2 separate regions of the Homo sapiens genome follow, and region 1 is linked to region 2. The links are chromatin contacts, found by Hi-C or POLR2A ChIA-PET in ENCODE. All regions are on one chromosome and are shown on one strand. The core of a region is the stretch at or near the end of the contact, and the rest is flanking DNA. Distances in the headings are between cores, read along the strand shown. Region 1 has its middle 370 kb from the start of OSTF1. Region 2 holds the start of PCSK5 (proprotein convertase subtilisin/kexin type 5).

What was found. Hi-C counts contacts between places; a loop is a spot of excess contacts on that map. ChIA-PET counts read pairs that join two places held with the same protein, here RNA polymerase II (POLR2A). Pooled maps may share reads with other maps.
Region 1: a loop to region 2 is called in a pooled map, with 3 times the contacts of the local background. The contact joins the enhancer-like site here to the promoter of PCSK5 in region 2. A Hi-C loop is called at or near these places in 1 of 50 pooled maps. POLR2A ChIA-PET finds 5 or more read pairs at or near these places in 2 of 52 experiments (H1 and activated CD8-positive, alpha-beta memory T cell).

The regions. Positions count from the first base shown.
Region 1 is chr9:75,452,996-75,457,010 of GRCh38, forward strand. No RefSeq gene overlaps it. Among named protein-coding and RNA genes, the nearest start is that of OSTF1, 370 kb to the left of the region's middle. Within about 2 kb of position 2,581, at least 2 of the 41 ENCODE cell types and tissues checked have a DNase peak (open chromatin) inside an H3K27ac peak, as active enhancers do.
Region 2 is chr9:75,889,011-75,892,938 of GRCh38, forward strand. PCSK5 (proprotein convertase subtilisin/kexin type 5) reads left to right here and starts at 1,663. Exons shown (of 38, transcript NM_001372043.1): 1 at 1,663-2,363. The coding sequence starts at 2,172.

The DNA of each region.
Region 1 (4,015 bases), core at 1,331-3,830, 440 kb before region 2:
ATTCCTCTGCTTTACAATGAAAGTATCTCTTTATGCTTCTTGGCATCTGGGAGTAGAATATTGTGTATTTAACAGAGTCTTGGGTGACAGTGGTGTGGTGCTGTTGAGTAATTTATTGGCAGGTCTTCTGCAGTGGATCCCTCAATACAAGCATGTGGCCCAATTTCCAATTACAGTGTTTCCATTAGAAATATCTTCAGGACATAGTGTCTAAGACAGAGGGAAAAGAGTAAGGACACATCTGCCTTAGAGCCCTGAGGACAAAGAACGGAATGTAAAATGGGCCACACTGCACTTGTTGGTCCCCATCCTATTGTGATATTCTTGTATTTAACTTCTGCTGCTCCAGGCTGAGCCTTTACGAAGTTTCTAAAAAGTGTCCTGTTTCCATGTCAGTGATGGCCTAGAGGCAAAAAGGAAGTCCAGAATAAAACCACTATCTGAGAACTCTTTTGTTCAAATATTTCTTGTGCAAACACAATGTGCAAGGCCAATGCCAGGCCCCAAGTATTCAATGTAGGACTCCTGGGCTTTGAGGACCTTAGAGGGGGAGACACACACATGCAATTAGAATATGCGGTGAGGTATATCAGAGGAGCTAATGAAGAGCTTGAGATGCACAGGATGGAGAGTAACTGTGCCGGGAAAACTGGGGAAGCTGTAATTGAGGACACAGCATTTGGGATATGCCTCAAAGGATGTCCCATGCCTCCAAGAGTGTCCAAAAGTGACCAAAAGGCTCTTCTGTCAGATAGAAACACAAACAGTAATAACAGCATACTTTTGCAAAATGCATCTTAGGTTTATGAAGTAGACAAGGCAGTTGGTATTTCCTCCAATGTATAGCAGAAGTAACGATGTCTGAAGAGCAAGAATCATTTACCCAAGTTACCATTGGCAAGCAAGGATAAAGCCGGGACAAGGAAATAGGTCAGGATCCAAATTCGGGTTTCCTTAATGGCTTCTTGGTCAGCATGCTTTCACACTCAGCACCTGTGAGAGGAGAAGGTCCATGTGCATCAGCAGCTCTGATTGCTGTGCAACCCCTCCTGAAGTGCTTTGGGTAATAGTGCATTTTGCCAGCTGCCTAGATTGGGCCAGCCCGGGCCACAGTCCTGTGCATTTGGGAACCCATGATGGGGAGAAGGGCTAAGGCAGGAGCAATGTCCCAACAGTTACCCAGCTCCCTGCACTTTCCCATCAGAGCCTCTAGGTGAGATTGTCATCAGGGACACCTGCCAGCAGCCAGACCCCAGGGTGGGGTGAACGTCCTTATCACCAGGGTGCTTTGTCTCTGTATGGGTTGTTTTATGAGCCTTATTACAACAGCTCTGTGATAGTGGTATGACAGATAGGATTTTCTTAGTGGAGACAAGGATACTGAAGTGCAGAGAGGTTAGATAACTTGCCTACATGACAAATAAATCAGAAAACTGGGGCTGAAATTCAGATATACTTTTAGTCCCACTGGCTCTCAGTCTGCTGAGGAATTTGGTGTCTCTTCATCATGGTTCCTAGAATTCTTTTGATAGGAAACAATGCCTTTACCCTCTAATTGAGCCATGGTTTCAAATGAAGTATTAGTCTGCCTTCAATTCTTGCCAAATCATAAGTCATCTATATTAGGTCTATCCCTGATAGCAATTTTTGATGAGTGGGAAGGGCTGTGGGAGGGAATACTGAGATATTAATATTCTTCAGGGATGGAAGGAGAGAGAGGGAGGAAAATGCCCTCTTCTGCCAAAGTGGGTGTGTGAAAACAAGAACCGAATACCGAGCACCCTCACCTGTGACCCCAACTTCCCCATAGTCCCCCTGTTCTATGTACATATATTCTACATCAAACCCCTTTTCCTCAGACATGACACTGCTTCTCCACTTTGAAGCTTGGCTCATGCTGTTTCATTCAGCATTTTTGCTTGCAAACATGATACCATTTTCCTATGGTCATTTCAAGTTTTTGTTTTGATGCTCCTGCCTGGATTCATTCTCTTGTTTCATACAAAAGGTCTGAGCACTTTTGAGGTTTCTTGGCACTTACTGTGTTGTACCTTGAGCTAGAGTTGAGTTGTGTTCTTGGCTAATTCCTCCCACTGAGTGCAGAGGGCAAGACCGATGTCTTAGTCATCTTAGTAGATAGTAGATATATAGAGATATCGATGTAGATGTATACTTACATCAAGAGTATAGTAGGCACATGATCACAGAACAGGGACCATCTAAGTTTTTGAATATAATTTATGATTCTGCTTAGGATCAGCTCTGTTCCATGGGAGGCCCTGTTATGAGGCCATAGAGAGCACCTGGACTTTAGGAGGGGCACTTAGTTTCCTGAATGAACTACTTGAACCATGGATAAGGGTTGGGTGAAGGAGAAACCCTCTGGAAAAAAAGATGCCCAGGTCCAAATAGTTGACCATCTGTAGCCTTTTCTCCAAATCTGTAGCATACTCCATTGTAGACAGTCCTATCCAACTGCTTAACTCTAGTGACCTGGCCAGGGCAATGTAGTCAAGGGGAGAGACAGGCCATTATGTCCCTCATTCCTGATTCTGAAGTGCAGCTGCTCAAATGCTGTTTACTTGTGAATGCATTGGCTTCTTTCCAGCCAATGTGGAGAAATCTCTGACTCACAGTAAGAACTTTGCAAAATGACCTCAGTATAGTGAATGAGAAAAGGCAATTGAAGTGTAGGTGTTTCTGGGTGCAACAAGGATCCTTGGATGTCAGCAGCTCATTTAATATGCATAGCACTTGACAATTTACAAAAGAGTTTTACACGTCTTTCTTCATTTGGCCTCCACAATTAGTTCCAGAAATCAGTAGAAGAGTAATTTCACTTCCTCTTTACAGATGGGGCTCAGAGAAGAGCCTTGTCTGTGACCACATGGCTAATAGTGGGCAGGTGCAGGAGAGATTCTTGAATCCAGAACTTCATTTGCCAAGTCTAGAGGTATTTCTGTTATCTGTTATCCTCAAAGCATCTTAGATAACATCCACCCACCCAAATGAAAAGGATAAGAGTGTCCAGGAAGTGAAATAAATACATAAAAGAAGAGAGAAGAGAACAATAAGTGAAACTATCTGAGAATATGCAAACCAGAGCCAGTGCAGGAAGGAATGTATTAGCTTTATTTTGGCAGGTAACTTTTTTTTTTTTTTTTGCTTTTTAGAGAAAGAGAATGAGAAACATGAAGAAGGAGTAATTTGTTGTCTACCCCAACATTCCTTCCTTGACACCAGTACTTATTTCCCAATAGAAAGGCTGGAAATGGCCAACACTGCTTTTCCAGGCGTCCCTGCAGAAAGGCATGCATGTGTGACTTAATCATGGCCAGTGAGACGAGAACATATGTCTTCAGAGAGCCTTCTGGGACAGATTTTCCTCCTGGTTCTGGGTATGAAGCTTGCTCAGTTCAGTGCCTGTGGGATTCACTGATAACATGAAATACACTGATCCACAGCTTGTCTGAGATGAATGCATGTGCTGTGTGATCCTGAAGTTCTTTATGTCTGTTGGCTTTTCATAGTACATCTGCTGGAAAGAAGAGCCTTTTTGGACATTTGTAAGCCCTTTGTGATGGGAGGGGAGTAAGTCTGTAAGTATGTGTGAAAAGGGGCTGCTATAATGTAAAGCCAACTCACCAAACATGGGCTTTGCAGTAATAAGGATGGGAAGCTAAAGATCAGGCCTCATGGAAAAGAATTTCCCCCTTTCTTTGACTTGGCCTATAAATGTAGCTTTTCTGACTCTTTTGAGGCCCTGTTGCTTGTCTTGTATTCAGCACCTAATAATGTTGTTGCAAATGTCAGGACTGCAACAAGCTCAGTTGTGTTGTAGCAAGTAGGAGACTGCTACAAAATGGGAAGAGTCACTAATAGTTTTGGCAACAAAACATGACAATGTGCATATTACCAGAGGCAATTATGTGCATCTCATGGGGATTCAATAGACTCTGGGACTGACTTTAATGACCTGAAAATCCACTTGCCCTTTTTGTTTTCTCTGTTATGT
Region 2 (3,928 bases), core at 413-2,912:
GGCAGGAGAATCGCTTGAATCCGGGAGGCGAAGGCTGCAGTGAGCCAAGATCACACCACTGCACTCCAGCCTGGGCGACAGAGCGAGACTCTGTCTCAAAAATACATACATACATACATACATACATACATACATACATACATACATACATACCTTCAATAATAAACCACATTTACTCTACAGTATTCAGAGATTCTGAATTCCACTAATTTTTTGTGCCTCCCCCTTCCCCTTTCTCCAGTGTACAGCACAATTCATTGCACATGCTAGGTGCTCAAAACAGATGTGTTGAATCAGTCAAATAAATAAACGAATAAAATACATACACTTCTGCACATGTTTTAGTTCTTCTGATCTTCTATTTCTTCAGCTATAATGTGGGGATGATGTTATTTTGTGGGTTTGTTTTCAAGATTAAATAATATAGCATACCTTATACAATATGTAAAATGTCAAATGCTATGCTCAAAGGTACTAGTGGAATTTTAAGTCTGCAGGTATCTTTCAGATTTTAAAAAATCAGTACCAAAAGCTATAGGTGGGATGAGTTAATTAATCTCAAACACATTTAAATTAACAGGAAGAAAGAAATAGGGCATGGTAGGAGGAGAGAAAGGAGGACAGTTAGGGATATAGTGAATACTTTTAAAGTCAGTTGAATTATTTCATACGGGATAATTTTTCTTGTCACAGTAAATCACCCTGTGCCCCACCCCCGCTCCAGGAAGGCAGGGAGGTTGTAAAGGAGAAGCGAGAAGAGGGTTAATTTGAGCTCCCTCCTGCCTGCTGCAGTCACAGTGCATGATAGAGTAATGAAGGTGACGCCGCCACATATCTCATCTGAACTTCCTCTGTGGTCTTTTTCATATTAAAGTCTTTCACTGTTACAGGACTGTGCTTGGAAAAGTTGGGAAACTTTTCCCTTGGTGGAGAAAAAGAAGCCCTCGTCAGACGCAATCCAACAAATGAATGGAGTTATTTCCTTGGCCCAACATGTCCATCCACTAGCACACCAAATATTCATAGAAACATCTTTCCTCACTTCCAAGGCCGGAATTGTACTCTCCCGTGGCGTTGCCTAGTATCGCAGATTTCGAAAGTGAGCAGGCAACAGACTTGGCTTTCGAGCCAATTCTAGGAGTCGATGCGACTTACTGTCCTGTGTGGTAGCTTCTCCCGGGAGCAGAAAGTGTAAAATAAACAGCTGCTGAAAAGCATGAAGAATTAACGAAGTGAAAATCTCGAGTTATTTGTTCGGCAATTGACACGTAAGTGACCTCCTTAAATGCCTAGTTATTTAAGGACGTTTAGAACGAGGATGAATGAATCTTCAGGGCGGTTAATTCGCACCGGCGTGTAAATTTCTTTAGTCTTTCGGGAAGTGGCGGTAAATTCATACAAATCCAGCAGGGAGGGAAGAGAAGGGAGTAAAACCACGATCTCGGAGCGCTCTTCTCAGTCCTTTGGAAAGACTTGCCTTTACTGCCCGGAACCCTGGAGGTTACAGCTGGGCGAACCCGGAGGCGCTAGGACCTCGTCAGCGCCTGGCTGCGGCCGCTTTCAAGAGGGCGGAGGAGGGAGAGGAGGAGGGCGATGTGGGAAAGGAGGGGTGTTAAGGGGGGCGGGGGAAGTCATTTATGCAGAGCAGGAGCTGCTGCCATTGCCACTCAGAATCCTCGCGCGCTGCTCGGAGCCGGAGGGAGCGCTGGGAGCGAGCAAGCGAGCGTTTGGAGCCCGGGCCAGCAGAGGGGGCGCCCGGTCGCTGCCTGTACCGCTCCCGCTGGTCATCTCCGCCGCGCTCGGGGGCCCCGGGAGGAGCGAGACCGAGTCGGAGAGTCCGGGAGCCAAGCCGGGCGAAACCCAACTGCGGAGGACGCCCGCCCCACTCAGCCTCCTCCTGCGTCCGAGCCGGGGAGCATCGCCGAGCGCCCCACGGGCCGGAGAGCTGGGAGCACAGGTCCCGGCAGCCCCAGGGATGGTCTAGGAGCCGGCGTAAGGCTCGCTGCTCTGCTCCCTGCCGGGGCTAGCCGCCTCCTGCCGATCGCCCGGGGCTGCGAGCTGCGGCGGCCCGGGGCTGCTCGCCGGGCGGCGCAGGCCGGAGAAGTTAGTTGTGCGCGCCCTTAGTGCGCGGAACCAGCCAGCGAGCGAGGGAGCAGCGAGGCGCCGGGACCATGGGCTGGGGGAGCCGCTGCTGCTGCCCGGGACGTTTGGACCTGCTGTGCGTGCTGGCGCTGCTCGGGGGCTGCCTGCTCCCCGTGTGTCGGACGCGCGTCTACACCAACCACTGGGCAGTCAAAATCGCCGGGGGCTTCCCGGAGGCCAACCGTATCGCCAGCAAGTACGGATTCATCAACATAGGACAGGTAACGAACTACAGGCTAGCCCAGCCCTCGGCCCTGAAGCCACTGGGGGCTTCTTGTCCCCTCTGCGTGGAACCCCCTCCCCCTCTTCCAGATGTGCTCTAGCAGCTGTTGCCCTAACTCTTGGGCGATGCTCTGTCTCCTGCGCGCGCGCGCGTACGCACACACACACACACACACACACACACACACACCCCAGAGTTGCCGGGTCCGTGTTTTGTTTACTTGTCTTTTCCAAGCCACGCGGGACTGGTAGGGTCTCGGGAAAAATCCAGAGTGCCCCCGTGGTGGCTTCAGAGACGGCTGGACCTTTTGACCTGAAAAGTCGAGTAGCACTAGTAATCTGAGGCAGTCTCAGAGAGGGTGATCGTGGGGAGAGGGGGAAATTAGGTCTTTTGGGGGATAGGGGGTGAGCGCGCCTCTGATGCCTGCGGGGAAGGGAAAGCCTTTCCTGCTCGGACCTGAATTTAGCCCAGAAAGAAGTTTCCTCTTGGGCGAGAGAACCTCTGGCGCTGGAGACTCCGGAGGCGCGGGGACTGGAGCTGGAAGGGAGGAGAAAGGAGGGGGAGGGAAGAGGGGGCCGGCCCCGGTGTGAGTGCAGATTTAGGGGAGACCTCTAGGCTTTCTCGCCTTAAGCGAGGTCCGCGTGGGGGCTCCCGGAAGGGAGTTGTAGTGGGGAGGTGGGAAACTTCCGAAACCGGCTGGCTGGGTTCCGCTCCGGGAAAACGAGGAGTCTTACCCCGGGACGGAAGGTGCCGGGCCGGGAGGTTGCGCCGTGGGGCGAGAGTTGGGCAGGCAGCAGGGGCGCGGGGTTTTTGTGGGGTGCCGCTCTCGGGCTTTTGGCAGAGCTCTCCTGCTAGGGAGAAATGCCCATAAACTAAGGTGATGCTATGAGGATGATTGGAAGCGTAACAGATTTGGAAGTACTCCGGGTTCAGTGGTCTTGGCTTTCTGGTTCTCTTCCCCCGACACCCCTGCGAGAAATGGGGGTAGAGAGGGCTATGAAAGTGGGTCCCAGAAAGTACCCCCCTCCACATACACACCGCAAGCATCTTTGGGGTTGGCCGGAGGGGCGGGCCCTGGCTGGGCTCAGGCGAGAATCCGCTGGAATGGGAGGTGAGGATGATGGATGGCGCCTTTCCAGCAGGCGCGCTTTGGGGACTGCCCGGGGTGCACGCACCCTGCGTGCTCTGCCAGGGGGAAGGGAGAGGGAGGTGCTGGCTGGTGCCGGCGGAGTGGGAGAGTACGGACAGTTTCTGAGGCCATTGCGTTCCACGCCCAGGAACCCGGGGACACCCCCCGCCCCTCCTCCCCGCCGCCTGGGGGATGCGGCACCTGGAGAGGAGGCAGAGCTGCTGTCGCCGCGTTTAGAAGGAGCTGGGGAGTGCGGGGAGTGTTCAGAGGAGCAAGAGCACAAGATCTTGCTCTTTGCCCGCCCAGAGGGAGGACATATTCCAGAGAAGCCAGCCCTGTGGAGAACTGAGACTAGGGCAAGGGGCACGGTTTGTATTCCCTCCTGCCCCTGGAACTAAGGAAGTAAGGGAAGCCAGCCAGATTTTGTTGCTTGA